Linked DNA regions of Homo sapiens: region 1 is linked to region 2. The links are chromatin loops, found by intact Hi-C in ENCODE. Cell type or tissue: ascending aorta. All regions are shown on one strand. Links, peaks and the distances in the headings refer to the core of each region. The heading gives the core; the rest is flanking DNA. Region 1 overlaps LSP1 (lymphocyte specific protein 1). Region 2 holds the start of IFITM10 (interferon induced transmembrane protein 10).

Region 1 (2,890 bases), core at 89-2,588, 130 kb after region 2:
CGATGTCCAAGTCCAGGCGCTGCCTCCTCCAGGGAGCCTTCCAGACCTGATCTGTGCAGCAGAGGCCCAGAAGGACCTGGGTGTGGGGATCCTAACAGGAGGCGGGGGACCCAGCGCGTGCAGAGAGGGTCCCAGTGCTTCCTCCTGAGTGAGGGTCACCCATCCGGCTCCAGCTGCACAGAGCCACTCCCTCTGAGCAATCCTGCTCTCTGCCTTCCTGCATTAGCTCTTGCCTGCACCCAGTCCAGCAAATCCCTGCTCATCTTTCAGACCCAAGTTCAAGGCCTCCTCCTGCTCCGGGCGGCTCATCACTCGGCCTCCCCAGGCAGAGAGGCTAGGGTCCTGCTCACTGCGGCGTCTCCCTTGCCCACTGGCGTGGGACTACAAGGAAAGGGGTTGACCCCCACCCTCCCCTGCCATGCCCAGCAGGGTGCAGCCACAACCGGGAAGGTGCTAGAGGCCCCGGGGGGGAGGCTGGGCCAGCACCAGGCGTTGGGGGGCAGGTTCCCGTCTCTACGCCCGAGCCCCAGGCGGACGGCGCATGCCCCTCCCGCTGCCCCACCTGTCACCCACCTGCTGGCCCCGGGCTGTCTCTGCTCCTGGCTCCCCTCCCAGCTGCGTCCCCAGCTGCCTCTCCAGGGAGGAGTGACAGCTGGCCTGTGCCACACCCTCGAGCCCCTCCCTGGACTGCCCCCTCCCTGGGGCAGGACCCCTGCGTGTGGCACAACCAAGGGGCCTGCTGATGGGGGCTCATGTGAGCAGTGCCCCAGCTGTGGGTGTGGGTGCTGCCAGCTGCCACCGCCTTTGCCCTGGCTTCCCAGATAGGCCCCGACACACACTCCGAAGCTGTATCATGAACGCTGTGGTGGGCGGCTGGCGGGGAGCGGGGTTGCTGTCCCACTACCCTCTGGAAGCCTCAGCCACGGAGGGCCCCTGTGGGCACCTTTTCCCGGCACACGGTGCTGTGTCTCTCCACTCTTGGGCTCTGCAGTGACTTGAGGGGTCAAGTCTAGGACCCCAGGGGAGGCTGGGCTCATGAGGGGACCAGAGACCTCAGTGCTGTGCAGGGAGCCCCGAACCACCCTGGTGGAAGGCCCAGCCCAGCTCCCCAGGCCTCCTGCCAGCTCCCTGTGGTGTCCAAGGGACCTGTGGTCAGGCCTGGAGGAGAAGCTCCCCCTCCCCTCGACATCCTCCCCGCAGCCCTTGCTCTTCACCAGAGCCTCCTCACTCCCCAGGACCCCAGAGAGGACGGACCCTCTCCAGCCGCCCTCTGGGCTCAGGACAGCCGGGTGGGGCAGCCACAGGAGCTGCCTGCAGGGGGCAGAGTCGGGACGGGGACCGAGCCGGACACCCATTCTGCAAGTGTCTGCAGGGGGAGGACGGAGGTGGGTAGCTGGGAGTGCTGGGCCGAGGATGGGCATTGTCAGGCCCTCAGCGGGGACTGGGAGGTAGAAGTGGGGGTGGGGGTTTGTGGAGGAAGGAGAAGAAGGGCCAGCGTCCCGAGTCGGGGGGTGCTTGGCAGTGGATGAGGCCGGCAGGAACAGACCTGAGCTTGGGGAGCTCCACTCCGAACGAGGCATCCGTCAGAGTTCTGTGCATACTGGTGTCCCTGGCTGGGGGCCAGGCCCCGAAGTGGAGCCTGGGACTGTGAGGGTGCGGGGGTGTGCTGGGGTGGGAGGTGGATGGAGCCCCCCCACCGCCTGGCCCCTTGGGCTGAACCTTGGGCTTCGGAGCCAGAACAGACACAGGAAATCGCCTAATTGCATTTGTGCAGGAACACCAAATCCCTCGCAGCTGCACGGGGCTGAGCCAGGGCCACGGGCGGGGTCGGCCATCCCAGAGTCCTGACAGCTCCGTGGTGCATGCCAAGGGGCCTGGGCCGCTGGCCGGGGGGCGCCTTTCCCAGGCCAGAGGCCCCCACCCCACCCCAGGAGAGCTGCCCCCCTTTCAGTTCCCAGAACGGAGCCCAGCTGTGGAATAGTGAGGGGGTGAGGTCATGGGGAGGGGGCCCGCATGACTCATATCCTGGGGTAGGGGAAAGGGAGGAGACGTAGAAGGGGCCCAGAGGCCTCCACGTCCTCAGGCTGCTGGGTCAGAGGCCAGGGGCTGGCCGGGCTTCTCCCCAGCACTGGGTTTTAGGGGAGACACCAGGAGATGCTTACTCTGCATCCCCTACTCTGTCCCCCAGGCCCCTAGCCAGGGAGAGCTCAGTCGGAGTGATCCTCCAGGGGCCCAGCTCTGCAGGGACGATGTTCCCAGAGTACACACCTGGGCCTCGTGCCAGGGCCGGCACCGCCGTTGTCGGGGCAATGGCAAGGCAAACAGTCAACGTTTGCCTCACTAAAGTGAGGCTGCGGCACCCTGAAGGGATCCCTGGAGGGGGACGTGGTCCCCTTGTTCCCAAGCCTGTCTGCACACGCACGTGGATGTCAAAGGTTCCCGTGTGTGAGCACGTGCATACTTGTATGTGCATGGGGTGCGGGCATGTATGCCTGTGTGGCTGGAGCGTGGGCTCGTGGAGAACGTGTGTGAGTTGGGTGTGCACCTGCGTGTGCCCCAGGCCTAGGGAGTCCTGCGCCCGGCCGCACTCCATGTGTTGGGCATGAGCTGTGAGCAGAGTGAGGGCCTTTGTGGGGCTGTTGGGGCCCGGACTGCTTGCCCATAGGGGTGGACCTGAGGAAACGTGTGCACACGAGCTTCTGGGGTCTCTGCGCCAATGTGTACTTCCAAGCCCCGCCTCCCCTATGGCTTGGTGGAGGGGGTCTGTGGAGCTGGAGTGAGGGCCCTGGACCCATCGGAAGCCCAGGTCCAAGGAGGAGCATGGGCTCCCTCTCATGCCCCAGGCCCAGGGACACACACCCCAGCTAAGCCCTTGCTCACATGGAGGGGC
Region 2 (2,890 bases), core at 92-2,591:
ACCGCCACGGGCTCCACCGCGGGCTGCACCGCGGGCTCTCCAGACCCCGGGGCGCACCCGCGGGCGCGCTCAGAGCCATTGACGAGTAAACAACTCCCCACACAAGGCGATGCAGGCTCAGCCACGAGCACCAAGAACCGGCACAGGTGCGGGGTCTCCAACTCGTGCGCACCGCCCCCCACCTCCAACCTGGGGACCCCAAGCGCGCACACTTGCCCGGAGCCACGCACCCCCGGGCCATACATAGACGCACAATAACAGGCTGTGAAATGAACACTTCTCCAACGAGGCACCAAGTCGCTCGCGCTCTGCGCCACCCCGCGTTCCCAGCTCCCGTGCGGCGCTCGCCGGGGGGTCTGCGGCCGAGGCTCTGCAGCCCCCAGCCCCATCCGGGTCTGCCGCAGCCCCCCGGACGGCGCCTCCTCACCTACAAGCGACTCCTCGGCGCGCGGCCGGACCCCCTGAGCCTCGGTGCGCGCGTCCTTCCGCCGTCCCGCGGGCCGCTGTCTGTCCACTGATCCGCCTCCCAGCGGCCCAACCTTGAGGGGGTGGGGAGCGCGCGGGGCTCGGCGGCGGCGCCGCTGCCTCCCCCGCCGCCTGCGCTCCCTCCGCAGCGCCAGACCGGCCGCGCGGCTGCAGCCCAGAGCCTGACTCACGGCGGCAGCGGGCACAGCCACCTCCCCGCCTCCGCCTCCTCCTGCCAGGAGGGTGGGGGCCTCGGAAGCCGCGACCCTGGGGAGTTGCAAGGTCCCGCAGGGATGGGACCCCTACAGCCCCCGACCAGGGTGTCCGCGCCACCTCCATCTCCCCGGACCCACTGCGTCTTCCTCCCCACCCCACCCGGCCCCATCCCTCTCGCGGAGCCCCCAGCCCCGTGGAAGACTGGACGCTCCCGGAACCCTCCCCATCTGCCTCCCCAAGAGAGACCCTCTTCCTCTTCCCACTCTCCCCATGGCGCTCCACCCCAGCGCCTGGGCCCTGCTGCCTCCAGGGACCCCCGCCCCTGGGTCCTGCCCTTCTGGCCTGTTGACTCTCAGTTCCAGCAGCTCAGTCCCCTCCTGACGAAGCTCCAGTCCCCTGAGCCCCAGCAGGCCCCCTACCTGACTGCCCGTCTCTGCCCCATCCTGTCCCTAACCAAGTCCACAAGGCCCCCAAGACCACCCTCCAGTCCCTTCCCTCCTTAGCCCACCAAGTCCAGGCCTTCCGGTAAGTTTCAGCACCCCCTACTCTGTTCCTTCCTGGCTGAGCCCACTCCTGCCCATCGGAGCTCCTGCCCCCTTTCCTGGAGTCTGACTTCACCCAGCCGGGGCCCCACTCCAGTTCACTCCCAGAGTCTGGGAGAATGTGGCCTCTCCTGCGCAGACCCCAGGTCATGCTCCATCTGCTCGCAGGGCAAAGTGTCCCGTTCCGAGCTCTGGTCCTGTGCTGAGGTCCTGGCTGCTAAGGACACTTGTCTCCCTGGAGGCTGGTTTACTCACCTGCCCACAGCCTCTCTGTGATCCCTACCAGCCCTTCTGAGCCTGGTCCCCTGAGGATACTTTGTTCCCTGTGAATCATTTTTCCTGACCAATGCCTGTCCTCCCAGCCTCAGCCGCCTCCGCTACCCCACCACATCCTCACTCTCACGGTATGCTTGACGCCAGCTGATCTTCCATCCCCATAACAGTCCCCATGAGTTCCTCCCCATGGAGAAAACTCCAGCCTTCCCTCCCTCCCTCCAAGTCCCCCACTTCACCACGCAGGTTCCCTGAGCTGGGTCCTCTTCACCAACCTCCAGCTCCCACTGAGCCTCGACCCTCTCCAAAGTCCCCCGGAAGCTGAGGATGCATGGCGGCCCCCGTTTTCCCTCCCTCATCTCTCTCCAAGCCCCATCCTCCCATGAAACTCCTTTCTCCTCTGCCACTCTCAACTGGCCTCCTGTGTCTCCGCAACCCTCTTTCCTGTCTGGAAGGCCAGTCCTGCTTGGGGTCCTGTCTGCCTGCCTGTGCCTGACTCTGAACCCTTTCTCTCCCCAAACCTCTGTTCTGAACCCTAATCCCCTGGAAAAGCCCAGCCCTCTGCAAGCCCCTCCTCTTTCCAGCCTAGTCCCCGCCCCTCATGCCTGGGCTGACCCGGGCACAGTGTTATCCACAGCACGCCAGGAACCCACAGCACAAGGCTGATCTTAAATGATGTTGATAAACCCTAACGAGCAGGAGGGGTCATGAAGCATGAGGAGCCTCCTCCTCGTCTCCTTGGGCACCCTGGCCATGCTCTCCCTGGAGCCCACAGGCCGTGGGTGGATGGGGCCTGTCGGAGAACCAGGGTTCCGTTCTCCCTCCCCAACTCCCTCCTCCTTTCCAAGGGCCTGGCCCAGGGAAAACTGGACCCGGTGTCCTCAGACGGGGCCTGATCCCAGGCTGAGTGTGGCCTGTGTGCCATGCCCCCATGTCTCCCCAGCATCTGAGCTGGGCTTACCCGGCCAGCCACCACCTTCTGGGAGACCCTGGCCTGCCACACAGCCTCTGCCCAGTGCTGCCCCACCCCAGTTTGCCCTGAAGGCCTCAGGCAGTGAGGAGGCCTCCATAGCAGGAGAGGGTTGCCTGGGCCCGAGGGTCCAGGGCCTGCCCAGGGTCACTGGGTAGGTGACAGGGGAGCCAGGGCCTGCTCCCGGCCTCAGGCCACCTTGGGGCTGCCTCTGAGGCCAGGAAACACCACTGAGAGGGAGCCAGGGGTCGCAGGGCAGAGCCAGGGCCGAGCCAAACTTGGCACAGCCAGCATTCATGTGACTGTTGGTGGGCTCCCCAAGGGCCTGGGCTCCAGCTTCCCCTTTGCTAGGGGTTTCTGGTTACAACCCACAGTCTAGACAGGGGGGGACTCCAGGCTCAGGGTCCAGTCACCAGCTAGAAAA

What was found. Hi-C counts contacts between places; a loop is a spot of excess contacts. Peaks named below come from ENCODE experiments on the same cell type or tissue, not always from the same donor. Only the 100,000 strongest peaks of a DNase experiment are listed, where the experiment ranks them.
Region 1: it touches region 2 in a loop (2.2-fold over the local background); 2 of 110 quality-filtered maps call a loop at or near these places.

The regions. Positions count from the first base shown.
Region 1 is chr11:1,875,261-1,878,150 of GRCh38, forward strand. The region is part of intron 1 of LSP1 (lymphocyte specific protein 1); the gene reads left to right. Among named protein-coding and RNA genes, the nearest start is that of MIR7847, 3.3 kb to the right of the region's middle. RefSeq lists enhancers at 287-1,183, 1,184-2,080. In ascending aorta, for the core only: a CTCF peak has its summit at 1,300 (motif pointing right); DNase peaks (open chromatin) are centred at 1,346, 1,672 and 2,291; H3K4me3 peaks cover 1,270 bases; H3K27ac peaks cover 2,373 bases.
Region 2 is chr11:1,748,588-1,751,477 of GRCh38, forward strand. It overlaps IFITM10 (interferon induced transmembrane protein 10), which reads right to left and starts at 2,008. Exons shown (of 3, transcript NM_001170820.4): 1 at 1,772-2,008. The coding sequence starts at 1,855. RefSeq lists enhancers at 308-1,063, 1,064-1,819. In ascending aorta, for the core only: no CTCF peak of the experiment used is centred there; DNase peaks (open chromatin) are centred at 624, 1,044, 1,564, 2,284 and 1 weaker place; H3K4me3 peaks cover 2,382 bases; H3K27ac peaks cover 2,500 bases.